Regions from separate parts of the Homo sapiens genome. Here all the other regions are linked to region 6. A link is a loop called in an ENCODE intact Hi-C map of the cell type or tissue named here. Cell type or tissue: IMR-90. All regions are shown on one strand. Region 1 overlaps ATG5 (autophagy related 5). Region 2 has its middle 29 kb from the start of PREP. Region 3 has its middle 31 kb from the start of LINC02836. Region 4 has its middle 170 kb from the start of LINC02836. Region 5 has its middle 100 kb from the start of LINC02836. Region 6 has its middle 92 kb from the start of PRDM1.

Region 1 (5,000 bases), 310 kb before region 6:
AATTATATGATTGTATCACTTTTCTTCCTTAGCTGGTTGCTATAATAGATGACATTTATGGATTTTTGATGTTGGACCAACCTTGTATACATTTAATAAATCTTATTTGGTCACGGAATGTAATAAGTTTTATACATTGTTGGATTCAGTTTGCCAAATAATATTTCGTTGAGGATTTTTGTGTCTTATGTTCATAAGAGGGATTGTAGTTTTCTGTTTTTTCTATTGTCTGATTTAGCATTAGGGTTATACGGGCTTTATAAACTGAGTTCGAAAGTGTTCTGTTCTGATGTATTTTCTGGAAAAGGTCGTGTAAAAATGCTGTCAATTCTTTAAGTGTTTGATAGATATCTTTAGTGAAACCACTTGGGTCTGGAGATTTCTTTTTGGGGAGCATGTTAATTACCAATTCAATTTCTTTGATATATATAGATCTACTCAGCTTGCCTATTTCCTCTTCATTGAGTGTTGGTAGTTTATGGGTTTTGGGGAGTTGGTTTGTTTTTTCTAAGTTGTTAATTTATGAACATAGAGTTGTTTATAGTATTTCCTTGTCTGTGAATGACTTTAGGATCTGTAGTGTTGTCTTCATTTTTGTCAGCTTTGTTAGAGGTTTACCAATTTTACTTATTTTTTTGAAGAGCCAGTGTTGTGGTTCATGGATTTTTCTCTCCTTTTTAAAATTTCCAATTTTGTTGGTTTCTGTTTTTTGTTTTTAATAATCTTATTCCTTCTGCTCCTTTGGTTTTATTATTTTTTTCTAGTTTCTTGAAAAGGGACTTAGGTTATTTTTTTGAGCTCTTACCTTAATTTCTTTTTTAAATTGTAGTAAAATGCATGTAACAAAATTTACCATCTTAACCATGGTAGTGTTAATTACATTCACAATGTTGTACAAGCATTTAGTGTTACAAATATCTATTTCAGCCAGGCTTTAGTATAGACCATAAATTTTGATATGTTCTGTTTTTGTTTTCATTCGGGTCTGTGTATTTTTAAAATTTTCTTTTGAGGCTTTCTTTTGGAATCTTAGTTTTTTTTAGAAATGTGTTTAATTTCCACATTTAGTGGTTTTTCTGTTATCTTTTCATTATTGATTTCTAGTTTGATTCTATTGTAGTAAAAAAAGAGCTCACTGTAATTTTGGATCTTTTAAATTTGTTGATGTTCGTCTCCACTCTTGATTCCCTCATCATCTAGCCTCTAGATTGTGATTCTGGCTTCTAAGTATGCCTTAAACTCCCTGCTTTGTTTTTCGGGATTCAGGCCCATCTGATTTCTCACATGGATTGTTTTAGTGGCCTCTTAATTTGTCTTCCTGCTTTTAATACTATTACTTTTAGTTTATCTTCCCCAGTGCCATAATTTTTCTTTCTGAAATGCAGATCTAACATTGTTATTGTCCTCAAGAACCCTATTCTGACTTACCATCATCTACAGTATAAAGCCAAACACTAAAGCATGATGTGTGTGTAAAGGTTGTCCATGATCCCACTTCTTTCCAGGTCTTTCCAGGTGTACTAAGCTACTTGTTTTAATGAATGTGGGATAATGTTTTGGGCTTCCGTTTCTTTGCTCATCTAATTTGATAAATCTTTTTTGCTCTTTCCAGCATCCTTTGTTTTGGTTGTAATTAATTATTCATTCATATATTCCCTCCTGTAGCTCATACTTCTAACATCTAGCTTAACTATGACCTTTTTTGTGGTTCTTTTTAGCCCAAAGTGATCATTTCTACGTTTGTGCCATCTCTACACTACGTGTGTACTTCCTATATTCTTGTCATGTTATAACTGTGTATTGTAACATAATGGTTATTAAGGATGCTGACTCTGGAGTCAGAAACCAGATTTCAAATCCCAGCTTCATCACTTACTAGCGGTATAACCTTGGGCAAGTTATTTGACCTTTTTGTATCTCAGTTTTCTTGTCTGTAAAACAGCAATGATAATGGTACCTTGTACTTCGTAACTTTGTTTCAAGAATTAAGTGAGTTAATATGGGTTAAGTATCCTTTATCCAAAATGGTTGGGACCAGAGTCTTTCAGATTTCAGATTTTTTCAGATTTTGGAATGTTTGTATTATATACTTACAGTATTCCAAATCTGAAAATCTGAAATGCGAAATGCTTCAATAAGCAGCAGTTCCTTTGAGCATCATGTCAGTGTTAAAAAAGGTTCAGATTTTGGATCATTTTTCTTTGTACTTAAACCAGCAGCATATAGGAGGGGATAAGTAAATGTTTGTTCAGTGAATGAATGAATGAATGAATCTAAATTTGCCCCTTGCTTTTATTTGGAAAACCGAGACTCAAATAAGTAAGGTAACTTGTTCAAATAAGTTAGGACCCAGATTTTGAGAGTATCAGTTCAGGGCTCTTTTTACCACACCTGCTAACATTTTGTTTAAAAATTTTTCTCCCATCTTATCTGTTCTCTCTAATTGCTTATATCAATTTGTCCAAATTAGAATTAAAAAAATTTAAGAACAGTGGTATACTTATAATGAATACTCAATACATTTGTTGTTGTCGATTTGTAGAGAGCTTACAAGGAGGTTATGTCTGATTAGAGCTTTATCTTTGCATCTTTAGCTTTTAAAAATTACATGGGAAATGGAAAGTGCTGGCCTAACTCAAAATAGAGTCTCTTTCTTCAGACTGAGATGTTAGTCAGCAGAGGGTGCTCTAACATTGTATTTTAAGGGGTGAAGTTTCTTATTACCACAACTGGTGTTCACATTTTATATTTGTTAGTTTTATATTAGAATTATGTTAAGAGACCAGTTCTTGGTCCTTCCGAAGAATACTTTGTAAGTAAACCCTAATTTTGGTTTAGATCTTAGACCTTCAAGCACGAAATTTAGAACAAGCTTCTCATTTTGTCAACTGTAAAATAAATAACTTTAATGGGAAATTTTTCTCTGCAAATTGACTTTCAGGACAGGTGGTAAAAGGAAGAAGTTGAAATTACTTTTTGAATTGTAAAAAAAAATACATACTCTTGGGCTACATGATTTTGGTCAATGATGGACCGCATTTAGGATGGTGGTCCCAGAAGATGATAATCTGTATTTTTATAGTATCCTTTCTGTGTTTAGATGCATACATACTTATCATTGTGTTACAGTTGTCTAGAGTATTCAGTGTAGTAACATGATGTACAGGATTATAGCCTAGGAACATTAGGCTACACCATGTAGCCTAGGTACGTAGTAGGCTATGGCATCTAGGTTTGTGTAAGTACACTGTGATGTTTGAACAGCGAATGAAATTGCTTAACAATGCATTTCTCGGAACATATCCATGTTGTTAAATGTCCCATGGCTGTATTGATGTTGATCTTAAACATAGACATGATAGAATGACTCAGAATTTAATACTCTTTGTGATTTCAAAAGTAGATTTTAGCAAAATGCTTTAGTGAAAACCTGTGTATAATTTTTTAAAAAACATTTAACATTTTAATCATAAATGCTAACAGATTCTTCTGTCTTATTTCCAGTCTTTTTAAGGTTGTGAATTTCTGGAACTTAACCCATTTATGCAGGAGATTAAAATTTTTTGTGTGTGAAAAATCAGACCTTGTCAGTGACCTTGAACAGTTTACATAACTCCCACAAGCTTAGCGTTCCAATAATGGAAAACTAGGCATAAAGGAGTTAACAATGTATTCTGTAAACTAGATTTTTGAAATGTGACTTACATAGATTTTATATATGTGGTATCCCTTCATTATTTTTGAACTTTTTCATATATAAGAATGGGCTTAGAAAGCTGTGAAACACATTGCTACTCTATAGTTGTTTGTGTTTGTCCTACATATAGAGTAAGTCAGTATTCACAGCAATCATCAAATTACTTTGGTTTGCATTTGTAGTTACATGCTTGCAGTTACAATGAAATGTAATCCCGTTTCCAGTGAATCAGAATGCAGCAACTTTCCGAATAGGAGGCATTTATTTTAGTGACATGAACTTGGGCAGTAGTTCTCCAGTATGGGGAAAATTCTTTCAGTGCTGATTTTAGAATACTTGTATTAGTTTGCTATCTGAGTACAGATATTTATACTAGAATCATGTCCCTTCTGAGAATATCCATTATTGCTACACCATGTGCCAATGTGCACACATGCACAAACATACACACACACATAAATGGAGTAATGAATAAAAAACAAAAAGCAAAGAAATATTAAAATATATTCATTTCGAGAATTGAATATGGAAGACTAGAGCAATGTAAAGAAGAAAAAGAACAAAGTGTAAAAATAGACCTAATACTGTTCTTATGCAGTCATTTTCTATAGGGCAATACACTGAGTCTTTAGCTAGTTGGGTCCTCTTATTTACACAGAAAATACAGTTCTGGATAAGAGTTGGTGTTCTGTATCCATGGGTTCTGCATCCATGGATTCAACCAACCATGGATTGAAAATATTTGGGGGAAAAAAGCAATAACTAATAATAATACAACAATAAAAATGAAATCACAAAAAGTCCAATATGGTATAACAACTATTTACGTAGCACTTACATTGTAATAGGTATTATAAGTAATCTAGCAATAATTTAAAGTATACGGGAGAATGTGTGTAGGTTATATGCAAATACTATGCCATTTAATATAAGGGTTTAAGCATCTGCGAATTTTGGTATCCAGCTAGGTCCAGGAACCAATCCCCACACGTACCAAGGGTGGACCGTATTCCAGGTTCAAATCCTTACTACTTGCTTTTCTATTAAATTTAAGTTAGATGGTAGAAGTAGCAACATAATAGCCAATGGTTACGTTATGATTTACTTAGGGTATATGTGGTTTCTGTGTTGTGGGTTAGAAGGCTTCTCACAAAACTGTATATAATATCTGTTTAGAAGACTTGTACAAATTAGTACTTTTGAAATCCTTGATGTAAATCAGATTAAAGTGTAAGAGAAACTCAGTACCTTTAATTTTTGCCAGTTCTGTTTTCTTTTATAGATTGTGTTGAATATCAGTAGA
Region 2 (5,000 bases), 560 kb after region 6:
ATTACTTATAATACGTAATGCAATGTGAGTGCTACGTAAATAGTTGTTATACTGTTTTGGTTTTTATTTGCATTATTTTTTATTGTTGTATAGTTATTTTTATTGGGTTCTTTTCCAAATAATTTCAACCCACAGGTGGTTGAATTCATGGATGTGGAACCCATAGATGCAGACGACTGACTGTAATGTAGTATTTTCACTGAGGAAAGACACACTTCAATTTAACATTTTTCCACAACTCCCGGCCCTGAGGGAGAATAAGTAGCCACTCTGAGTTGGCTGACTCACCACAACCATTCTAAAGTAGAAGAAATAGTCACATTGACAGGATTCACTCATGGATCAAGGAACAGGTACCACACAGAGTCCACTATGATTGTGTGTCCTGTGCCCCAGCTTCTTAAATACAGGCAGTCAAGACCGTCTGGGAAGGAGAGGGTCAAAGAGTAGCTTATTATGCTACTGCCTACCTTTTCTACTTGACGGCACACTGTCCAGTAGTAGCTAGATATTTACAGTTTATTTGGTCCAAAAAAACAATAATGAGCTCCCTCTAGGTAGAAGAAAAAAATTATTCTATATCAGGCAATGAAAGTTAGCTTAGGAAAGAATTTCAAGAGACATTTTCTTTCAATGGTATCATAATATTGTATTTCTTGTGATATACTGTAGCCACTTAATAATTACCATCCTCAACTTTACTACCCAAAGAGAAATCACTGGCTGAGAGGAGCAATTTGAAAGCAAGTGTGCAATTTCCTACCAATGTGTATTTTATATGTTTGAAGTTGTAAAAGTTGGGCATTATATACAGAAAAGATGGCACTTGGACAGGTAGATAGCCACAGTGTTCCACACTCTAGACCAGTGTTATCCAGCAGAACTTTCTGTAATATTGGAAATGTACTATATCTTTGTTGTCCAATCTGGTAGCCACTAGTCAAACATGGCTACTAAGGACTTAAAACGTAGCTGAAGCAACTGAAGAACTAAATTTTATTTGTATTTAATTTCCATTTGAAAGCCATAGTGGCTAGTGGGTACCTCACTGGGCAGTGCAGCTACAGACCAATGGGTTATAACCTCTCTGCAAGAAGTAGGAGGAACAGTCAGCAAGGATCAGGGTAAGAGCCAGTTTAGGTACAAAATACCAAATGTGAAGTCCGGAGAATGTGGGGCTTTGTGCCAGTCATTTCACCATTAAATCTCTTCAGCTGTAAAATAGGAATTTGTGACTCATCTAAGAAGAATGTACTTACTTCTATAAAAGCTTAGGAGCATTTTTCAGATTTTTGTATGAATCATACAAATTGACCAACAAGATCGTATCTCTTATTTTTTCCACTCTTTGTCTACTATAATGTTGATGATTGATGATGGTGGTTGATTTAGACTTATGCGATTTTTATAATATAAAGAATTTTATAAACATTGCTAATAAATAATGTAATTAAATCTCCAGATCAAGGGATCTGATATCTTAGTAAATTAAAGTTATTTGTTCACATAAATTTCTCTTTTGTCCATACTAAGGCTAAGTAGAGATGTCAAGGAGGCAGTTGAAAGTACAAGTCTGTAATTCAGGAAAAGCTCAAGATGATAGCTTGTATACCCTCTCCAGTTTTAATAGAGTAACATAGTATCTAGGTATTCACTTTATTAAAATTATAAATTCCTGTAAGAGACTATGCCTGCAATATAGCTCCTATCTTAGTCTTTTCCATAGCACTTTTCTCAGTTTCATATATCATTGTTTTGCTCACAATATTAAATGAAATGGAATCAAGTTTGCATTGACAATTTAATAACATATCCGTATATATTTTTACATTTGTGTTCTAGTTCATTGCAACAAAACCTTTGGCTAGCAAAAACTTTTCAAAGTTCCAAAAACAGCCCATTCATTTCCAACTGTTAAAATTAGAAAAATGCTAACAAATAAAGTTTTACATTTTTCAAAAGTTCTTTGGAATTCATTTAATGTGATATGAGCTATGGTAAAATGTAAAATGTAATGATATTGTAATGTTGCTATGTATGTCAGCTTTTTCTCAACACCCTTTACATAAGAAACTGCTGCATGTGGTGGCTCATGCCTGTAATCCCAGAACTTTGGGAGGCCTAGGTGGGTGGATCGCTTGAGCTCAGGATCTCAAGACTGGCCTGGGCAACATGTGAGACTCCAACTCTGCAAAAAATACAATTAAACTCGCCGGGCATGGTGGCATGCACCTGTGGTCCCAGCTACTTGGGAGGCTGATGTAGGAGGATTGCTTGAGCCCGGGAGGTTGAGGCTACAGTGAGCTATGATTGCACCACTGCACACCAGCCTGGGCAACAGAGCAAGACCCTGCCAAAAAAAAAAAAAAAAAACTTATACAACACTTAAAAAGGAATTCCTGAAGTTGTTAGTTTATCCTTCCACATTTAACTTAAAAATAGATATAAAAGACCTGTTCTGAAATATCACTTAATATGGCAGTTTTACTATCCTAAGACCTCTACCCACATTCAAAATGACTGGAAGAAAAGTATTCAGCTCAATGGTTTATGAAACATGCCCATTTTAAAAGCCCTACTTTTCAATTCACTTGATAACATATATTGTACATACAGTCTTTCTATCATGAAGCATCTTTAAATATGGAGATTATGGTTTTTTCATCATATTTAAAATGAATACAATTAATTAAATGTTCTCTGAAATTCTGAGGATTAATCAAAGGCAGCTAACATTCTTTTCTTGTCACTAAAAATTGGGTTTTTGCTGCCACCTGTTGACAGTAATTGCAAATGATAAATCTTGTCTCCACAAATCGCAAACTTGCATGCTTGAAAAAGTCCTTAGAAACATACTACTTCCTTCATTCTATGCATGATAAAAGGGCCTAGCAGGGCCAAGTGACTTTCCCAAGGTCACTCAAAGGGAGACAGATCTGAGGCAAGAACATAGGTTTGGGGGTTCGGGCCTTGGAGTGCAGTGTTGATTTTCCCATGCCCCTTATTATCGAACTTATGTAGGTGGCAGAGCACCTGAAGTGCTCTTTACACAACACCATGAAATACTGACGTGTTTCAATCCATTATATTAACTAGTAATATTTTTTTACCATATTATGAAGGAACAATTCTATGGCTGTCTAATGTGACATTCAAACAAGTGCGGGTATGTCTGGCCGAAGGGGAAGGTGGGTCCACCAGTTGGCTGTTTGCATGAGCAATTGAACAGCCTTCTGGGAAATAACTCATCTCTATGAGAGAAGAGAGTTCAGGCCCACAAGTCTGACCCAAGAGGACACAGAAGAGCCTGCGCAGAGGTTAATGTGTTTCAGAGTGGCTGAGGGCTCATGATTGAGTCTGAATGAGAAACAGCTGGAACAAGAGTCAATAAAAACTAAAAGAGTGCTTCACACTTCTTGAGGATACTGTGGGTGCTGGCTTCCTAAGTGAAAGAAGATAGCTCCTCTGAGGCCTCAGTGGATTTCACAGGCACCATCATCACTCTGGGAAGGGCATAAGTTCCTTCAACAGCAGCATCAAAGGGTGGCTTACTGGGGACTGTTACCTTGGAGAGTCAGGGCAGGGACAGAGCACGCATGGCACCTGGCTGACCACATTTATTAGTACATAGTAAGCATCCTTGTGACTCCTGGGATTAGTTCAGATGGAAGACTCTGAAATGGGCTTAGACTTCTCTCAATTGCTGATGGTGACATAGCTGGACAAATGCTGTTTTGTTTCTATTACTCTGAACACCAGATCTGTGCCACAGAATTGGTGCTTATCAATTTGCACATTACAAAATATAATGCTGAAAATTTGTAGATTTAAAAAAAAAAAAAACTGGTAATCATGATTAGCTAATCTAAAGGAAAGTTCTTTGACCTTAAAAAAAAAAAAATCTCTCTAAGCCTTGGTTTCCCTATATATAGAATGAGTAAATTATTAACCTACCCTTCCAACCTCCCTGAAATGTCTGAGAGAATGTTTTAAAACTGTGATACTTACTCATATGGACGGGAGTGTTTGTTAATTTAACCTATCCTTTGCTGAAATGTCTGAGAGAATGCTTTAAAACTGTGATACTTACTCATATGGACGGGAGTGTTTGTTAATTTAACCTATCCTTTGCTGAAATGTCTGAGAGAATGCTTTAAAACTGTGATACTTACTCATATGGACGGGAGTGTTTGTTAATTTAACCTATCCTTTGCTACTTATTGATATGCAGTTAATTGTGAACATGTGTCTTCCTTTGGCCAAAAAAACATGAGCAGAGGTGACACACCACTTCCAGATAGAAGCTTTCCAAGTCAGTATGTATTTCACCACGTTCTCTTCACTCTAACAGGATGCTTACGGAACACATTAGGATGGAGCCTCTGTGGATCTGGATCTGGTCCCTGAGTGACTCCACATGTGCTGAGCCACACTGGACCTGGAGCACGAAGGAGAAACACACTTTTGCTGATTTAAGCCACTGAGATTCTGGGATCATTACCTCAACATTACCTGGACTATCCTGATTGGTCCTAGGGCCTTGCCACATCTGGGATACAAATGTAAAATTTAAAGAAATAATCCCAGTCAAATCGAGGTGAATGAAAGAGGGCTTCTTAGAATAAATGTTTTAGTGAAATCCTTAAAAAAAAAAGACTAAGAATAAGAGATGGCATTACTAATGGAAGAACTACTATTTCATATGGCTAGCTTAATTTGAAATATGGCTAAGAATCAGGTGGTCAATAATAACAACACGATGTTTTTAGACAATATTAAAATGCAAATTTCTCATATACTATAATGCTTGAAATGGCTTTAGAGGAAATCAAGTCCTTACCTGTATTTCTATGAGGCTTATATATTACATGAAGACAGAAATAAAAAGCCCTAACACTCAGAATTCCTTTTTATTTATTTTTTATTTGTTTATTTTCCTTTTCTTCCTATTTTGCTTATCATGACAGTGAAGATCTCTATAAATCATGAGCGTAGACATA
Region 3 (5,000 bases), 390 kb after region 6:
TGGGATCCGTTGACCTTTGAAGTCTCTCCAGTAGATAGGTTTTGTCTCTTACTCAAAGCTACCATATATTGATTTTAATTTCTATTAACCCCAAAATTATGATCAAAAGTCTTCTGAAATGTTATTTGGGTTTTTTAATGCCCTGAAATGATGCTCAAATTCAGTGACATGAATCACTTTCTTTTTCTAGCACTAGAGAATTAAAAACCAACTATCACATTAGAAACTGTTTGGTGAGGAAGAGTATTATAGGATGCATATCTTAAATAAATTGTAATTTGATATATTAGAACTCAAATACACACATTATTTAATACTGTTACTGATATATTTCAGCTTACACATGCATGCACACAACTAGTTTTGTAGTTCACTAAAAGAATCCCCTAAGAATCTAAGATTCTTTATTAATAATCTTACTAATTACTAAGAATACTTGTTCTGCTATCAAAGTTGAATTTTCTAATCCAAAGAAGATAAGATGTATTTTATTGATTGCTGGTTTAGGGAGAATTTCAGCAGCACCAAGGGCTGCTGACCTCTTTGGCCTCTTTATTCCCTCCCCAGCCATGTACGTGCACTCCCCTATAGACTTTGGGGCACCAAATTTTTACCATGCTTAGGAATGGGACTCACCATAGCATGACACCTCTAAGTGGAAGTTCACATGGAGATCCTGACATCGAATCCATCAAAGAAAGCTTCTCATGTATCCGTCGAGCGTCTGAGGTCTGGGGATAACTGTTCTCCCAGAGGTTTTCTGACTGGGGCAGAAGACCCTCAAGACTTCCATACGGAGTGTTTGCAACATGTCAGGCAAAATTCACACAGGGATACGCAAGACAGACATGATCTCTGCCGTCCTGGAATGGGTCTTACCTTGAAGTTAAATGCCCTTTGGCCCTAACTGAAAGAACATTTTAATACCAAATTTTAAAAACTGAGCTACAGAACTATATAGTGCAATTCCATTTATGTAAAAAAAAAAAAAATACACAGAAGTAAACAAGTACATATGCGTACCCTTGTGTATGTTTTTGCAAGATTCCAAAGACCACAGTGTTACTGTGGGGTGGAGGACAGAAGGAAAGCACTTTTATTTTTAATAAAGAGTTCTCTGTGTTCTTTATTCTGTGTAAACCTATATAATTTTTAAAGTCTAGTTTTAAAAACTAAACATGATATCTTTATAAACAAACATGGAAAAGTAGTTGAGTAGAATAAAAAAGCAATTTATTAGTATATCAAGGAGATTCTATTCTCATAAAAAATAGATACATAGATAGTTAGATAGATAGATAGATAGATAGATAGATAGATAGATAGATAGATAGATAGAGCGAGCATCTGTGGGGAGAAAACTGAGGATATAAAGCAAATTGCTAATGAAAGTTATTCCTGGGGTTGTGATGAAAGGGAAACCCTCTTGTTTTCTATTACACATTTCTGTAACATTTGACTATTTTTTCAATGAGTATGAATTGATAATCAGAAAAAAACAAATTTTTAAAAATAAAAAATATTGCGATATGTTCTATGCCAAACAAGCTCAGCTAATTTATCTTCATTTAGGTGATAAAAATATCTTATGAAACATTAAAGAGAAAATATATATATATATATGTACATATATGTACATATGTATTTGTTGGTAAAAGGCTGCAAGCATAAACATGGACCCAGTCCTAGTTTTTCCAAATCCTCATGATTCTCTTACACCCTTTAAAGCTCTAAACGAGAAGGATTTCACATAATTCTTCAGGGTCAGTTTGGAGCCAGTCCCTCTGTGAGGTGTTCACAAGGGAAGGGCCTGGGTGAGGTGTGGCCCAGCAGCGGGCATGTGGACCCCAGAGAGGGGATCACTTGACCTTCCTCTGTGCCACCTTCCCAGTGATACCTCTAGGAAAGGATATTTATTTAGGCTGAGGAAAGAAGGTTCCTTTCTGTTTTTAACTCTTCAGCTTGACCTTGCACCCCAAAACTGTTGCCATCTTTTGAACCTCATCGACATGTAGCAAGCAGATTCAGTTTCATTTTACTCTCAGAGCACTCATTTGAAGGTTTTCATTTTGAATTGGCCCGAATCTGGGTCTCAGTCCCACACACAGCAGCAAGCTCTTGCATGATGGAGTTCGCCTTGGCAGGCTTGTCTGTACTTTCACTTCCCACCCAGATTCCTGAGCACAGACCAATGGGAGATTGCGTCAGCTTTGCCAAGGCAGACCAATGAAACAATCCTGAAATCCCCTTGGTGACACAGCATATGTGAAAGACTGTTTGTACCATATCGCATTGCTAAATTTAGAGACAGTCTGAGAAGAGGCAAAGAGAATGCAAGGACTAATCAATCCAAGAATACAGAAAACTTGCCTAGGCCAGTTAGTTAGTCTCCACTTATTTTGTAAAGCAGAGAGAGGAGGTGTTCATTTCAACCTCAGCCAGTTGCAACAAAGTCCTTGTTTCCATAAAGTTACTCTGGAGAAGGAAGTGCCTTCTAGGTGCTAGAAGCTGATGTCTGCCAAAAGCCCACACAAGATGTAAGCCGGGAAGAGTAATTGGTACCCTGAAAAACAAGCCGGTTATCCAACTCTCAGTTACTGACAATATCATGTGAGTGCTTATATGAGGGCAAATAATAAGCATGCACATAAAATCAAGAATCCCTAAAGGGACAAATATCAATAGCTAAAGTATTGTTTTAATTGTACTGAGGACATCATTTATGTTATTAATGAAGTATTTAGAGCACAGGCATCAGAGGGACCCTTAAATTCATGTTCAGAAATCAGACCCTTAGGATACGTTATCTCATAAGTTGCTGAAGTTTTAAATGGCTTTGACAGTGAAACCAACTAGAGCAACATTATCCACTTAAGACTGCTTGATATTTTAGAGGGTGTCATAGATTCTCTTTTCCAAGTAAAGATGCAAAAAAACTGTCTGGCCATGTTAACTAGCATTCGCTTTTAGAACAGCCAGTCTTCTCCTGAGTATCTCCAGATATTTTTATTTATAGAATGGTTTTCCCACTCCTTCTGAACTCTGGGACTCAAGAGCTACAATTTAAGAGGGTGTTCTTAAAGCTTTTCACAGTTTGTCATCTCACATTGCTTCACCTGATGAGGAGTCGATAGATAGCACCTCAAAAAGGTAGAAAGAAGCACAGATAGGGATTGGAATACACATGACAAAGGAGAACACAGAATGGAATTCCAAAACGCTTTGGGAGACCTGGAAATCCAAGTTATTCTGAGAGAAGACTGATGAAAAGGAATGCATACAAGCATAAGAACACCCACAAAAAGTAGCCCAGTGCTTAGTGACTGGGTTGCTCTTTCCCATCTACCAGTCAAGAAGGTGCTGTCCCCGGTTGAATACGTATGTACTGAAACAGAGGATTTCACATTCCAGAACCCATAATTCATCTCTGACTTAATCTCGAGCAAAGCATTGACGTGAATTACACAAACAGGAAAAAAGGTGGAGCCCAAATAGAAGAAAAATAAATAGTTCTATCAGTACAAAGGAATCATACAAAGAATCATCACAATAAATTTGATATAATTTTATAGCGTGTGTCTGTGTATTTAATTTTTATAACCAAAGAGATAAAGCATAGCAATTTTATCAATATCCCTTAATTTTTTTTTGGCACATGATTCTTTGAAAAATCAATCTACTCTGAAGTATGGATTTTCAGAAATATCCCTTTGGCATTGTTCTGATTTGCCTTCTCTACCCCAAAGTCCCTAACAATCAAAGACTGGGGTTTCATTTGTAGTTCTGTTGCTTTAGACACATATTTAAAATTAGAAGCAACCAGTGAATGAAATGAATTTGCCAATTTTTAAAAAATGCCATAATTCAAAATATGAGATGAGTCAAAGGGAGGCATTGCCCAGAAAGAACAGACACACATATGCAACACACACACACACACACACACACACACACACACACACACACAGTGAAAAGAAAACTATATCATTAGGCAAGTTTGTTCACTTTCCAACAACAAATGAGTCATTCATCAGTTCCTATGCCACATGTATTACAGGACTTGAGTGTAAAATAGTATTTATCTTTCAACAACAACGAAAAGCCCCTGAGGTCTCACATTACCTCAGTTTTCCTTTACGTGTCTAAATGTACTAAGTCAGCTCTCTCCCTTTCTAATAGCTGATCTGGGGAACTTGAATAGACAAGAAAAAACAGCCAATTGTATTTCTGCTTTACACAAATAACAGCTACAGTTGCTCCCCTTGCCCGAGGCCCTTTCCCCTTTCCCTTTCACTGGGAGCTAGTAAATAAATAAATACATTTTAAGAAATAATGACTCAAAGCCTCTTAGAGAGCCAGGTGTGGGCCAAGGTGCTGCCTAAAACTTTAGAAGAAAGCTTCTAGAAAAACACAGCACATAATGACCCAACAGTTGCCTCAGGGAACGCCCAGCAGCATTATTTTGGGGGTCTGCTGGTTCTGTTTTACTTGGGGAAGGAGCTTGGTAAGGTAAACTTTTCCTGTCAGACCTTTAAGCTTTCTGTTCCCATGTGGTCTGTGTGACCTCACAATCTCTGGCTTCTGGATCAAAAGATCTGAATTTTATGTTATTAAAGTACACAAAAGATGAATAAATGAAGAGATATATCAGCTTCATATTTATTAATATATATAATGCAAAAATAGAATGTGTCCATACTGGTCAATTGTGTGGGATGTACACTCATATTTGTTATATTATCTACTACACCTTTCTATATCTTTTAACTTTTAAAACAAAGACAAATCAATAAAGGGAGCTTCACGTTTCTGTAGAAAAAAATGCTATTTCACTTCATGGATCCATGAAATAAAGATCATTGTATTGTTTCTCCATAATAAAAAGTTTGCCATGAGTATTCCATTCCTAGAACCAAGACAGAAGTTATTCATGTGGAGTGACTGCCAAATATTTGCTGTTTGAATAAAATCAAGTCTTGATCATAAAATAATCAAGTCTA
Region 4 (5,000 bases), 200 kb after region 6:
GAGGCTGGATGATGCACGCAGCAAGCAGTGGATTTATAGTTATAAATTTCAAGTATCATTCCCGATCTTAGCACTTACTAGCTATGTGACTTGGGGTTAAATCACTCACTACCTCTTAAGCTTCAGTTTCTTCATCTACCAATGAACAATCCTTTTCCGACAAGATTGTCATGAAGATCAAGTGAGATCAGGCTGTCTAAGTGTTTTAAAGCCCATATAAAACTAAGAGTTTAGTAATGATCAGAGTCAGAACAAAGGAACTGGCATGACCTTAGTGACTATTGTTAACACCCACCACCTTGATCTACTTGTCTTTTCATTTCTGTATCCTTAGCACCTAGCACAGTGCTTTTCAGAGTAGGTTCTCAATAGATTTTTTTTTTAAATGAATGCCCATGTTATTAAAGTCAATTTTCATCTTGCTTAGGTGCTGGCTGGGGGAGTAGAAGTTAAATGGTTCCAAAACATTTCATGTGAATGTGAATGAAGGTGGTGGGTACAGAGATGAAAAGTGTTCCCCTCTTGGGGGGGCCTCAGGAAGCGAGAGTGGTTCTAGAAGCCCCTGAAGCTCCAGGCCTCTATATGGTGTGTCTGCCAAGCTCAGCCTGGCCTATCCCCTGGAGCAGATAGTCCTGATGAGATCTCTTGGTTGTGACTCTGTTACTGGGACACTGATGAGAGGATCAGGAGTGATACTTGGAATGATGCTCTGGGAGGCACACTGAGAAGAGTCGGTTGCTTTTGGAAAGGAGACAAAGAAAGTCAACTAGGCCAGTATTGGCCATAGCCCAGAGTCAGGAGAGTGGAGTTGGGTAGGGAGGAGATGATGATTGGAACACACTGTGGTCATCCTGGGCCATTGCAGCGACCATTGATGTGGGTGTACAGAATCTTCTGGTGTGCTCTTTCAGTTGTATTAACCAAGTAACAAAACACCAACCTCATTATGTGTTCATAAAGAAATCTTTTCACTGAAAGCATTCTTTTGAAAATTAGAACAGTAATTTAACCAACTTGTTTTTGTTTTGACCACCTCATTAAGGAATTATCTAATGTCAAATGGATTTGTAACCTTTGCAGAATAAATAAGGTTTTGATTTTATTACAATACTGTTTCCTACTCTTCCACATCCCTCTGAAAGAAATGGTTAATCAGCAGGAGCATATACTTTTCCTTTGTTCTACTGCAATTTATAGAAAGACTTATAAGGTGGTTTTTCCATGGAGATAGGTTTTTTCTTCCCTTCCTCCACCTACTGCAGAAAGTCATTGCAGGGAAACCTAAGGCTTATGACTTTCTTTGCTTGTAGGCTTTGTGCAGACCTGTTCACAGTCTCTTCAGCCTTAGGACTGTTGGGAGCCTAGAGAGACTGCTGGTGTCCGCTATACTTTGGTGGGATTGTCCTCCCTCAGCCAGCCTCATCTTCAGCTGTCACCTCAGCTGTCACCCACCATGAGGCCTTAGTCTTCCTAGGGTGGCATTTCAGTTGCACCGTGGATATGCTGGACTTCCTCCTTCTGTTGAGCATTTCTCAAAACAAAGCAAGACCTCTGTGGGAGGATGTGGGACAGCCTGAGCCTGGGTTGACAGTAGAACCTGGAACACTGGGAGAGAACACAAACAAGGACATTGCAGCGTGGAGAAAAAACTTGGCAGAAACAATGCAGATCCAATGCCTTGGCTTGGAAGAGGAACAAGGAATCCAATTATAGTACACTCTGTATAGAGAGTTTAAAAAAAGTGCTTTTGTTTTGCTTTAATCCCATAGAAGTAAATGACAGAATATGAACCAGATTGAGAGTGAGTCTTTTGTTCAAGATTTTCCTTTAGATGGTGTCAAGATGGAAAACATCTTTTTGAGCTTGAAGAATGCTCTAATTTGTAGAACAGCTAATTAAAGCTTCTTACAACCTGATTGACCTGTTGTGGTATTGTAAGAGCTAAGGAAAGAATTTACTCCCTACAGGACTGAAGCATCCTTATCCTATATATACTATGTGTCCTGTGTGCTATCCACCCTGGGGGGTGGGCACAATGTTCTAATGACCCTCAAATCCCTAGTTGTAGTTCCTTTCCTATAAGGGATGAGAGTGCAAAGGTACGCAACAGAGTAACAGACAAAAAGCCTGTCACCCACAGCTTGAGAATTGTATTTTGTCCATTTAGACCTATATAATCTATGCATAAGCGGATATATCGATATCACATGTAAATATATATTTATGTGCAAATACATAAGCATCATATATAACATGCAAGTTTTCATTCTGTAATGAGAACAAGTATCAAAGGAGCCCAATTCTTTCAAATATAAGGGGTTTAAATCAGAACACTTAAAACGTTTGATATTACATTCAGATTTTACATCAGTCGTGAAGAATCTGCTTTTCTCTCAAATTGTAATGACTGACTAGCATAACCCCTACCCTATGATCTTTCCTTGGGGCTTAACAATTAAGTGAGTAATGATCTTGGAAGGTTAAGCAGATAATATGATTGTGAAAACCTATTAAATCCAATTATTTTTTTTTCCGTGACCATGAAACACAATCTCTAAAAGCTGAGGTTGTGCAACTCCCTGGAAGGCTCAAGGCTCAGCTCAGTGTTGCATCTAATGAAAACAAAACCAAAAATAAAACACAAGTGATCCATGAGGCTGGCTCTTTGAGCCTCATTGCCTGTAATTGTAAACATCTGAACATCGGGATTTTCAGGAAAAGTTCTGCCCTGCAAGACATGCAGAAAGTCAAGAGAAACCCAGCCCAACCCTTGTTTTTAACCGATGACTCTTCTGGCTACTTGTCATGAGTATTCCAATTCAGATGAGAGAGGTATTCGTTTCTGTGTGGAAAAGCTGTCTGGCCTGGGATAGCAGATAGCTGTTGAATTCAGCTCTTCTGTAGATCTCCTTGGGCGACTAAGACCCCTCAGGTAGAGATTTCACCCTGGCATTCCAGGTCTCTGTCCTGGGCTCACTCTTGATGAGGAGGTGAGATGCTGACCCATATTGGCGCAGTTGTCACCTGGGCATGGGTGTTGTTCTTGGTGCCAGTTGCACCCGATACTAAGGAAAGGGTGAGTTATGCCATCATCACCAGTGTTGCTTCAAAGTAGGAGGTGCTCTAGTTGTCTGGTTACCTGTGTTGTCACAAGTTTAATAATCCTTTCAGGGTGGAGCTCCCACTGGTGAGTTTCCTTCAGATTAACACTGAATTCTCTTTGTCCTCTCCATAATGGTAATAATAAAAATAATGTTTCCTTTGCTAAAGGCATTAACTTTCAGGCTTAAGTTTATAACACATGTTTAAGCGATTACTGTGCTTATATATCCAGCTTCCTCCAGTCACAAGAACAATGGTTTGCAATAAAAAATATGATCCCTTTCATTTGTAGAACACATTAAGTTTTATGAAGCACTTTTACACCAACTATCTCCTGTGTCCCTCAGGCAAACCTGTGAGCTAGACATGGAAGGCATTCTTCTTGCCTCCTTCCCCCTTTTAAGAGAGGAAGGCTTTTGAGGTCCTGAAGATTGAGAATCAAAGGTCATCTGAGTAATAAGTGGACTTAAAATCTGTCTTCCAGTTTAAGGACTGGGTCTCTCTCTCTGTCTCTCTCTATCTCTTTCTTTGCCAATACTTTGAATGTTTGGTTGCAGAATTATTTGGCGATTTTTTTTTTAGGGCAAAAATGACTTGATAATACTTCAAGAAAACAAACACTACTAAAATAACCCTCCCGTAGTATTGCCAGATCTCCAGGTCTTTTGATTGATCTCAGTTATAAGGAAAGAGATTATGGTCTACCATTTGAGAGTTCTGAGAAGCAGGCTGATGTTGCTTTACTGGTCATTCCAAATATTCAGGGACCTGAATGCTCTTTATGAGTAGATTACAGGCCTTTTAGTGTTGTTTTCTACTTCAGGGATATACAGAGATTAGATTCACTGAATCTCAAAGCTGTAAGGGAAGTGTAGAGATTATTCCTACCCCCCGCTTAAGCATTACACTCATGAGAAAATTGAGGCCAAAAATACTAAGTCATTTACTCAAGGTCACAAGTTTGTCCAACAGGAGGTAAACATTATCTGTTAAAACTGTTTCTGTCTAAATCATGAAAGCTACCTTTCCTCCAATGCAGAATGTCATTTTTAATTTCAAGTTATGTCTGTCATATTCTGCCTAATGGGAATTACGCAGTGTGTCGTGGATGGAGCTTTTTGTATATTTTACCTGGAAGTGACAAATCCACTCCGCAAGTTACTATTATTATTTGAACATATCTTAGTGTGTGCATTGTGCTTTGGATCAGTGTCAGTCAATTCCCCTTGAGTGAAATGCTGGGCAAAGAGCAGAGTCGTAGGTCCAGGAGTCTCAGGCTTCACTGCACTGGTGAGAGGCTGGGTGTGGCCAAGGGCATTTACAGTAAGTGGGGCATGGCCTGGTCCGAGGGGCCGGGGTTCTGTGCTGGCCTGTTTGCTCTTTAGACTTCTGTTTGTCTAAGTTGTTGATCAACACCAAGGCAGAGACTGTTTCCTGACTAAGAAATCCCTTTGACATTCTGGCAATGACTCACGGAGTCACTTCATGCCTACAGAGTAGCCAGTGTCACCTTCTGGGGTTCTCAGCCTTTCTCACGTAGAGCACGTAAAACACAAGGAATCAAGTTGATCCTGTGTCAGCCTGCACTCCTGCGCTTTCTTCGGTGCCCTAGGCAGGACCTCAGGCAGCCTCATGCTGCCCCAGAGCCCCTCCCCTGCAGAGCCTTCCCCTGGCTCCCTGCTCTCCTCTCTCCAGCTCTCATCTCCCCATTGAATGGTCTGTCTCACATTGTTTTCTTCTCTACTTGATCCATTTTTTGTTATCTTTTTGCTGTATTATAATTTTCCTTAGGGTGGGATCCCTGACTGACACCTCTCTTATATCCTAGCGGAATACAGAGCACCTATTAAGTGCTTCAAAACACTTAGGGTTGGTTAGTTGCTGGGGTAATGAGAAAA
Region 5 (5,000 bases), 260 kb after region 6:
CCATTCTGTTGTTCCTGTGTCCACCTGCCATGTTCCCATATGGAGAGAAGTAGTGGTGGATATGGCTTCAGCTTCTAACTCAAGAGGTAGCCTCAGAGGTACGAAGTCTCCCAGTGGGTCAGTTCAGTATCACTCTGTGAGTGATTCTGGGAGGCTTGCTCCTTTAGCTCTCCCTAAGATTTTGTAAGCCCCTGTATTAAGTAATGTAGGTGCTTTTGGGGGTTCTTGATGAGACCACTCCCTTCCTCCCAAGACAACCTCCAACATTGCTATTCCCTAGGGCAGGTTATATTCCTTTGTCCGATTGCTTGCCATGCAGCCCAGCTCTTGCAACTGACGGGACACCCACAAAGACTTCTTCTATTCTTGAGACTCGGACTCTTCCAGTAAGAATTAAACACTAGTCTCCACGTTCCAGAAAACGCAGGCCAAATTTTCCCAAGAATTATGTAACCAACCAGGCTCTGCTCTGGACCTCTGTTTAGAGAGGGTTGTGGGAGAAGATGGGAGGTGTATGAGTGCGGTGCGATGTCAGTATTCTCTCCTGGCAAGACCCACACCGTCTACAAATGGTTTTTGTAAAGGCCCCCTTCATTTGTTTTGAATTAGGGGGAGCACCTCCCTCTCCTCTAACAGGGCTCTTCAAAGTAATACTCACTCTCTTCCTCGTCTGATCAGACTGAGGTAAGGGCCACCTCCTTGGTAAGCTTTGAAGAGATGGTTTAACATCTCTCTTTAGAACATGGGAGTAGTTATCACCTATGATTCTCAGCTTTGGGACCTCAGCTGAAAGGAAGGTAACAGGAGAGGTCTCATTTAGCATCCAGTTATACTACTGTGTCTGATTTTCCAGATGGGAAGCCAGTACCCTGCTTTGAGGATTGTTTGGGGCAGAGTAGCCTGGGTCATCAGCAAGATGAGAATTGTCTTCAGCGGTATTGAGTTAAAACTACCAATTCAGGACAGCTTGCTAACCCAGGTGACCATGTTTCTTCTCCATGCCCCTTCTCATTCCAAACTTTGCATTTTAAAAATTATTCGCTGGATTTTTTTCATGCTTATATGGTTTGTATCAAAAAGTTAATGGCAAAATCTGAGACTGAACCCAATGGGCAAAAGATCTTTAAAATTTACTAGTCATTCAAGAACTAATGTGACATCTGAAAGCAAACACACACACACACACACACACACACACACACACACACACACCGAAAAACAAAATCCAGGAAGGCTAGGCTTTTATAAAGGATAGAATAACAACTAGTCCATGTGTATGTGCCTCAGTTTCCTAAAGTAGAATGAGTGGATTAGGCCACCAAATTTCCTTTCAGTCCTAACGCTGCATGGCTCTCCATAAGCCAAAAGAAAGGCTAAACCTTAGTTAACTCTAAGGAAGCATTGTTCTCTTCCCTCAAGAGCTCAGATAAGCTAAAAATAAAACAATACCCAAATGACTTGAAAACTTACATTCATTCAAAAACCTGCACGTGGATGTTTATAGCAGCTTATTTATAATTGTCAAAACTTGAAAGCAATCAAGATGTCCCTCAGTAGGTGAATGGATAAACAAACTGTTTTATACCTAAGAAATGAAACATTATTCAACACTAAAAAGAAATGAGCTATCACGCCATGAAAAGACACGGAGGAAACAAATGCCTATTAATAAGTAAAAGCCAATCTGAAAAGGCTATGTACTGTATGATTTCAACTATATGACATTTTGGAAAAAGCAAAACTATGGAGACAGTGAAAAGATCAGTGATTGCCAGCAGTTACTGCAGAGGGAGGGGTCAATGGGGGGAATATAGAGGATTTTTAGGGCATGTATGGTACTGCAAAGGTGGATACACATTTGTCAAAACCCTTAGTTTCACCAAGAGTGAACCCGAATGTAAATGATGAACTTTGGGTGACACTGATGTGTCAATACAGGTTCATTAATAGTAACAAATATACCACTGCTGCAGGATGTCAGTAGTCGGGGAGGTTATGGGGGAAGGGGGCAGGGACAGAGGTATATGGAAACTCAGCGCATTCCACTCAATGTTGCTGTGAACCTAAAACTTCTCTAAAAGATAAAATGTATTGACTAAAAAATACTAAAATAATAGTTAAACCCACATTAGGCCAGGTTTCTTGAGAAATTACATAATAGGTCAAATACTTTGTTGTAGCCCCTGTTTAAGTCAAGGCACTTCTTGTATCACAAAAGGCAACATGGCCTGGCCATCTTTTGCCAAATATTTTCAGGAAAGAAGTCAAGGAAGCACCCAAACTGGCAGGTTAGAGATGAAGCATGAGCTGAAATCCAGAGATCTTATAGCAAGAAGTAGCAATCACCCTGTTCCATTTTCTGAGAAGTACAGTTTGAACTTTGAAAATGGCTGTCTCCAGAGTGGCAATTAGTTGAATGTTGGTCCTTGGCTCATAATGCTTATGATGAAAAAAATGATTGAATAGATAATAAATTTCTAAGGTATTTACTTTGCTTCCAGAATCATGTTGAAGCATCCCATTTTCTGTTAGCCATATCCACCCTTTAATTAGATGAATTCTCTTGGTGTGTGATTCAACGGACCTGGTAACTTGGAGTTTTAGTCTCTGTCGCATTTCTGCTGAATATTCCTAATGCACATTAAATTGAAGACAAATGATTTTTACACCTCCATTTTTATTCATTTAAATGAGAATTGTGAACATGAAGAACAGTGTTTTAAGAATAATTAATTCGAGTAATCAATATTCCAAGTGTTAAGTATATAGCCTCATGATGCCCTCTAGTGGTTAACCCACAAGAAAAGTGCCTCTGAAGTTCCACAGAAAACAGAAATTTTCCCTTTCTAGAGGTAAGTCTACCCATTCAAGTATGCTGTTATCTTTTATTTCTCTAACGAAAGCAATGGGGTTTTATGTTCAGTTGATGTTGCATTATTTTCTTAGTACTGCAAAGATAAAGACACATCAAGTTAGTAACAGTAATTGTGTCAAAAGCATTATAACCATTAAGTAAGGGCAATGGGTAGATATGGCCCCACTACAATTGGATTTATTGCCTCAGAGTACAGGAATACATCCCTTGGGGATAATGAGAAAATTCTCCTGGGATTGATTAATCTGTTATTGTTAATCCTTTTCCACCATTGAAATGGCTGTCTTGGAAGTGAGCTGTGATTCTTAGGCAGGTAGCGGCACTATTCAAGAAAGAAAAGAATAACTACTAGGCCCAACTAAAAATAAAACAAAAAAATGGACCTACTACTTGATACATGACTTATAAGAATTGTTTTCTGCATTCTTGAATTCTCAACAATAGCCGTTAAAGTGACGTCTATCTATCTGTCTTCACATATAAAAGATGTTTTATAAGATTTTGAATAAATGTTCAATAAAATTAGTGAAGGTCTTAAATTTGGGTTTTCTTCTAATTATCAGTTTCAAGAAATAAAAGATTTAAAAATGCTCATAAATTGTTGATTTGTACATTTTCCTTCATTCTATGGAAACCAATCTCATTTGAATACATTTAAAGATATCTCTTTAACGATTTCTTCTGGATAGCAAGTTGCAAGCTTCACACTCATATTCTTTACTGATAAATCTGTGTTTTTCTCCAAAGTATAAAGTTGCATGACAATAAATCCCTTCAAAAGAAAACATGCTTCGTAGCAGAGCTGTTTATATGACCTGACAGACACTGGTCTATGATAACAGTGCTTTTTGGAAAGTAGTTGAAGCATTTTCTCGATAATAAACTCAACAAATATTTTTATTAGTCTCCTTCCACGCGCCTGCTAGTCTGTATAATAAAGTTAACTAATTGTAGGCAGTTGGCATTGGGGAGAAAGACTGAAAAAGTGATTGCAACATAGAATTTAACAGACATTATGTCCTGCCATTAAGTAGTAACAATTTTTCAACTTTCTTTTTCTTTTTCCCCAACAAATATTCTAACCATCCCCACAAGGAAATTATAATTATTATAATAATAAATCTCCAAACAATTCACCAAGACAAGAATGCACATACCAAAAAGGATCTGGAGCTGGAATTAGAAAGAAACAAAATGGGGAGAGCTGTCTGAAGGTGAAACCTTCCTTTCCCATCAACTGTGTTTGTTTCCCTAATGTATAATTTATTCCTGTTGTTAGTTTTCTTCTCTCCCCAGGTCCTTGAGATTGTGAACATTGTTTCCAGGACTATATTTGTTTCCATAAAATTACCCTCTCATGAAATGATTTGTCAGATTCACAGGTTTGTTATACTTGAATTTTACCTGATGCTGTAAAGCCTGTTCTTTTTTCCCTTTCATCCCTGCTAATTCTAAAGCGAATGTATTCCATGATCTTTAACTCATTTTCTGAAGGCAATCTGAATCCACCCAACCCTCTGAGCATTGAATCTAGGAGTAAATGAGTCTCACATATACTAAATTCGAGTGATGTTAGGTTCACAGGATTCTCAGAGAAGCCTAGTTATCTTCAAGTGAGCCTAGGGACCAGGTCATTCTGAGCCTACTAAAGAGGACACGTGCTTCATTAGGTTAGGCCTGGTTCTGACCCTTACCTTCCCAGTGTCCTCGAATTGACCAGGAGCCAAGCTGGAGCTCCTGGAATCCTTCAACAGAGGAATGAATTAATCTGGCATCCAAACTGGAAATGGAAAATTTCTTCAAATTTTGTAACCATGGCCCCAGGGGGTGGGAGGGAGACTGCTGGGTGGAGTAGTGGGAGGCATTGTTTTCTTCTTTCTGAAAAGAGAATTTAAAATATATGCATAATATTTTGAGTTGTCTTTTCCAAATGAAAAAAATATTTTAAGGAAAATACACCCACATTGTAGTATAATTTGATCTGCCCCAAAGTGGGGCACACTGGGGACACTAATTGTGAAAATACAACTTATACACAGAAAGCAACTTTCTAATTATATTGACTTTTAAATGTCTGCAGTTTTAGTTACAAGAGAGTTACAGTAAATCACATTTTAAGGTATTT
Region 6 (5,000 bases):
TTAAATTATATTGGCCATCTAGAATTTTTTTACTGCTCAGAATTCCAGCAGCCTGTCAGTGTGTAGTCCAGGGCAGATAAGTGAAAGAATCCTAGTCATTAAAGAAGCTGAAAAATAAGTAGTAGCTTTTGCAAGTCCAGCCTTTGTTTTCTTATTTATTTCAATGTGGCAAACCAAAATCGTGGTGATGTGCCTCCACGCCAGGAGACAGTCAATTTGGCGGAAATCACATTTAATTTGTGTCAGAAACATAGGATTCTACTAGCCCTCTGTCAAAAGATGTAACATCAGCCCTATCTACCCTTCACCCTCAAATAGATATAGAATCCCAAGAAGACAGACCTCACTTTGTAATGTTCTCTCTTGGCACTTTAAAAAAACTTTTATTTAAAATAGCCATAAAGATCCACTAAAGGATGACAGGTTATTTGCACAGAGGCTGCAGCTTGTTCAAAACCAAATAGATTTCAAAATATGGCATATATTAAAATGCAGTCCAAACTATAAGATGTTTTGGCAGCAGAGGAGTTGAATGCTATAGAAAACGTATTAACTTCCCCCTCTTTCCAATGTGTAGGAAACAGGTAACTTACAATGACAAATCTTCAAATCTTCAACACACCATATAGAGTTTAGAAGTCATGATGCCATGCCAAGAATTAAGAACTGGATATATTAGAGCATCCCACTCAATATTTTGTCTTAACATTGTATATTCAATTTAAAAATGATTAATTGTTAATTAATTTTTACTACACCAAGCAGAACCAGTGGCTACCACATTTATCTGACAATTATAGATAATTTGATCTTTGTGCTTATATTTCAGGGTACTGGAAGTTTGACAACACCGATTCAGATTAAATTATACATATTTGAAAGCTATATTTAGATGAAGAGTTGCTTAAGCATATTCTTTATAAGACTTAGTTTATGAGAAAAGTTATGTGATCTGATCAGGAATATGTTATATTTTAAGGATTTCACCTCATCTGGCTGACTTTTAAAAATCAGGAAATATTTTTAAAGTAGAATTTCTAAGATCAGAAAGAAATCAAGTTTGAAAAAAGAGGTTTTGGAGTGAGAGAGAAGGGTCATATCCTACTTAAGGCTTTTCCAACACAGAGCAAGGAAATGGTGCCACTATAAGATCTGGAACAAATGTTTTCCTACATTTTTGAACCACAGTGTTTAAAAGCATCGTATTTTAATTTCAGGCCTTACAAACTAAAGATTGTCCCCGAAAATTAGTTACACTTATTATTTTGGATCAGAGTTTGTGGCTGACAACATCTGTTAGAAACTTCATTGTGCCTCCTAATTAAAGAACCAAGTCTAGCTGACTGATTAAAAAAAAAAAACTTTCATTCAAAGGACAATGTAATACTGTGAAAATAACTAAATAATTTTCCTCCATAAATATTCTCCCTGGGAGAAAGAGGCTTTCAGTGGGAGCATAAGTTCTCAATCGTCTGTGTAATGTATCTAGTGTACATTTTATTATTTTTCCCATTTACTGTGTCTTTTCTATTACGTTACAGCTGAAGGTTTTACTTAACCAATTCTCTTCTGAAACGCTCTTCCTCTATCCTACACTATGGTAGCTTCAGCAATGACTGCCAAGTAAAACACCTTTTCCTTTTGTTTCCTCCCTTCCGCTTTGAAATTTTGTTATCCGTTTCTGTAGACATCAGTATATTTAAAACTTTAAAAAACACTTTTCCTAGAAGGTTCTGTTAAAAGGTAGAAAAGAAAAGAAAAAAAGCCTTATGAGAACGTCCCCCAGAGTGCCCAGAGGGCTGCACGAACATGCCCAGCCTAGTTATGAAAGATCATTGATCCCAAAGGGAACGTGACAACGCCGGGTAGGTGCCCTGAGCTGGCACCTGCCCCGACCCTCTTCCGTGCAAGCCTAACCTATGCACTTGTCACGAACCGAAGACCTAAAAGAAGGCAAGGGAATGGGGAGGAGGATGAGGCTGGCCAAAAGCTCGCATTGTCACTCCGGAGCTTTTGCGCTTGACTCATCTCTCTGGCTTTCAAAACCGGGAAGTGCGCGGCTGCGACGGCGTCGGGCAGCGTGCTCGGCGGAGAAAACGCGCGCTCTAATCCTCTCGACCAGAGGCTTTCCTCTGTCTCCGCCAAAAAACTCAAGCCCTCCGCAAGCCGGGAGGCTCCCGCGACAAGCGCGCCGTCCCCGGACCCGGTCGGACCGCGTGGCCGGGCTCGCATTCCCGACGCGGCGGGACTGGAGGGCTGACAAACTGTTTTCGGTTTGCACACCCAGCCATCCCCGCCGCGGAATCTGCTCCAAGAAGATGTCGTTAGGAAGTTACGGGCAGGACTGATGCTTTGACCGCAGGAGGATCCGGGCAAAGATTTATCTGGAAGTTTGTCTTGCACAACCCACTTCTGGAGTCCCGCGACACTCCAGACAAAAGGACGGGCTCTAAACCTATCTCGAGAGTCCTCTGGACCTGCTGTTAGGACCCTAGTTCTCCTCACCTCGTCCAAATGAACTCAGCATTCGGAAACTTCTCGTCCCCACCTCCATCCCCCACCCCGTTTTTGGTGAGCGACTTTTTAAAAGGGGGCTCGAGCTCGGAGAACAAGAAACGTAATAGAAAAGCTATCCCCGCGCTGTCACGCGTCCCCGCTCGTCTTCCAGCGGAAGCGTCGCTGTAGGGTGGCAGTGGTGTATTTTTTTTTTTTAATTACGCAATTTAGGCGAATGCAGTCCAATCCAGAGCCGCTAGCTGTGTACGCGCTGAGCTTGGTAGAGTTCACCGTGGAATTTGCTTTTCCAACAACGACCCCGGGGGAGAGCCCGGGCCTCTTTAGGCGGCGTCTTACCTCGCCCCTCGCCTCCCGGCGTCTTCGGCGACCGCTCAGTAGATGCGGCGTCCCCAGCGCGGCACCCGAGCCCAGCCCAGCAGCGCGGGCTCTTCGCCTCCCTCTCCACCGTCCCCGCGCTTTTTAAAACTTTGGGCGCAGCTTTTGAGTGACTGTCCAGGAATCAGTGCTCCTGCCCCACTTCAACTAGCGTACAAATAAATACCTTACCCCCGTTCACGTTTCATAAATTAGGAAAAGACATCCAGCTTACATTCCCCCAAATTAGCTGTATCCGACTCTGCAATTCATTTACCCTTCCAAGTTGGTGACACGAAATTCTATTCTCCAAACAAACCGTAATGATCAATCCAACGTCCCTTTCTACTCCGTTTTAAAAGACTGAAGAATTAATGCCAGAGGAGAGCTATCAACACTGCCGGAGATTACAGATTAAGCGATATCAGAGCCCCATACCACCACTCTTTTACTATCCCTCATTCTGGGCGTGATCCCTCTTCACTAAAATCCTAGCCCAAATGTATTTTGTCCCCTACCCTTGATTCTTTGAAAATCTGTTTCCTAAAATAGTAAACGTAACGTTTTAAAGACCTTCTAACGTCACCCTCCTCATTGCAGTCCTAAGCGGCACACCAGCGCAGCTCAGCCCGCTCCTGAAGACTTCGAAGCAGGAAACCCAGCAATCTTCCAAGTGGCACCTTCCCTGCTGGCCTAGATGAACCTAGAAAGCAAGCAACTTCAATGAATGCAAACTAAGCTTTCCCGAGGAGAAACGTCAAAGCAGCTACAATCAGTCTCTGATTACACAAACATACCTAGGGGCAGGTTGGAGTAAGGAGGGCTTTAGGGGTGGGGGTTGCCTACCCAGAGGTGGCTTAAACCAGTTCTCCTATTGTTACTGAGTTTAGGAAAGCTAGCTTTTGTTTCGTGGTGGATTTTGGGGATCAAACCCGAGATGCCAGCTAAACATCCCTGAAGTCTTTGTAAGAGAACCTAACCCAAAGTTAGGACTTCAGTTCCTTTAAATTAAGATACTGAGTTATGCATAATTAACGATTCCAGTAGAGAAACAATGCAGAATTATTTTGAAATATTGTAAAAGGAGGGTCGACATGTGCGTCTATCTGCCCAGTTTTGCGAGAGCTAAATGCCACTCACGGGCCCCCTCTACCAAACCGGGAAGAGTGGCGACAGCGGGACTCCTTAGGTCATGTCTTGGGACCCAAAGGTTTCGGACTCCCTCCAACCATCCTTTTGGAGGAAGGAGGCTTACAGCTCTAACTCCCTCCCCAGCAAACAAACCAGAGAGAACTGAGGCCCTATCTTTCCTGGGCCCATCTGGAGACACACGCCTAGAAAGCAAAGCTCTTTCCCGCCTACCTAGTAGGTAGCGGTTGACGAGTGATTGTGCACAGTGTCCAGGAACTCCCAGGCTAAGGGACGTCCAGCTCTCGAGGTTTACAGGCAAGGGGGACCTGAAGTGGAGGGAGGTGCATTGTTTCCACATGGCGTTTAGGTGGTAACAGCCCAAAATATAGCTTTCATTGAGAGAGAAGAGCTACCCAGGCCCAGCTCTGCGCGCGGCGAGGGCCCGCTGGGATTGGGCGGACGCGCGTCACGTGACCGGGCGCCGTGCCCTGGAGCCCCGCCCCTCCCTGGCGCTCACTCGGCGGTGCTGCAGCAGCCGGGATTAGTCCCACTTTCACTTTCTGCACTGGGGCTTCACACCTGAGTGATATTGTTTTGTTTTCTTTTGTTTTTTGTTTTGTTTGATTTTGAGATGGCCAGTACAAAAAAGAGGCAGTCCAAAGAAAAAGAGCTCCATGCGTTTCTGGAAGGGGGTGATGAGCCGGGGAGGTCGGACGGGGGCTGTTCAGGGTCCGCGCTCCCGGGAGGACGAGGACCCGGAAAGCAGGTGTTTTCCCCATTGCAAGGGCAACACTGAGCTCGCGCGTCCACAAAACGTTCTGCGAAATTGTAAGGGCCTCCAGCATCACAACCAAAAGTAGAAAGTAGTAGGGGCTTCACCCTCCGAGCGCTGACGTGGTGATTTGTTTCTGAAGAAGGACTTGCTCCAGGTAGTTTATTAGGGTAGCGAGAGCGAAGGGCCACCAAAGCTGGCTTGTCATCCAACCTAGGAAACGGCA

What was found. Hi-C counts contacts between places; a loop is a spot of excess contacts. Peaks named below come from ENCODE experiments on the same cell type or tissue, not always from the same donor. Only the 100,000 strongest peaks of a DNase experiment are listed, where the experiment ranks them.
Region 1: it touches region 6 in a loop (5-fold over the local background); 4 of 110 quality-filtered maps call a loop at or near these places.
Region 2: it touches region 6 in a loop (8-fold over the local background); 3 of 110 quality-filtered maps call a loop at or near these places.
Region 3: a loop joins it to region 6, with 4 times the contacts of the local background. A loop is called at or near these places in 5 of 110 quality-filtered maps.
Region 4: it touches region 6 in a loop (2.3-fold over the local background); 15 of 110 quality-filtered maps call a loop at or near these places.
Region 5: it touches region 6 in a loop (7-fold over the local background); 21 of 110 quality-filtered maps call a loop at or near these places.

The regions. Positions count from the first base shown.
Region 1 is chr6:106,298,822-106,303,821 of GRCh38, reverse strand. All of the region lies in intron 3 of ATG5 (autophagy related 5), which reads left to right. Among named protein-coding and RNA genes, the nearest start is that of ATG5, 24 kb to the left of the region's middle. In IMR-90, a CTCF peak has its summit at 2,680 (motif pointing right); a DNase peak (open chromatin) is centred at 2,671.
Region 2 is chr6:105,429,205-105,434,204 of GRCh38, reverse strand. No RefSeq gene overlaps it. Among named protein-coding and RNA genes, the nearest start is that of PREP, 29 kb to the right of the region's middle. In IMR-90, a CTCF peak has its summit at 2,772 (motif pointing left); DNase peaks (open chromatin) are centred at 1,234, 2,784 and 4,294; H3K27ac peaks cover 144 bases.
Region 3 is chr6:105,598,920-105,603,919 of GRCh38, reverse strand. No RefSeq gene overlaps it. Among named protein-coding and RNA genes, the nearest start is that of LINC02836, 31 kb to the left of the region's middle. RefSeq lists enhancers at 1,947-2,526, 1,898-3,097. In IMR-90, no CTCF peak of the experiment used is centred here; DNase peaks (open chromatin) are centred at 2,199, 3,379 and 4,039; H3K4me3 peaks cover 193 bases; H3K27ac peaks cover 961 bases.
Region 4 is chr6:105,795,846-105,800,845 of GRCh38, reverse strand. No RefSeq gene overlaps it. Among named protein-coding and RNA genes, the nearest start is that of LINC02836, 170 kb to the right of the region's middle. In IMR-90, no CTCF peak of the experiment used is centred here; a DNase peak (open chromatin) is centred at 2,605; H3K27ac peaks cover 339 bases.
Region 5 is chr6:105,731,536-105,736,535 of GRCh38, reverse strand. No RefSeq gene overlaps it. Among named protein-coding and RNA genes, the nearest start is that of LINC02836, 100 kb to the right of the region's middle. In IMR-90, a CTCF peak has its summit at 2,790 (motif pointing left); a DNase peak (open chromatin) is centred at 2,785.
Region 6 is chr6:105,992,084-105,997,083 of GRCh38, reverse strand. It overlaps a transcript of PRDM1 not described here. Among named protein-coding and RNA genes, the nearest start is that of PRDM1, 92 kb to the left of the region's middle. RefSeq lists enhancers at 1,702-2,234, 3,304-3,838 and a silencer at 4,369-4,578. In IMR-90, no CTCF peak of the experiment used is centred here; DNase peaks (open chromatin) are centred at 2,043, 2,363 and 4,483; H3K4me3 peaks cover 2,928 bases; H3K27ac peaks cover 2,404 bases.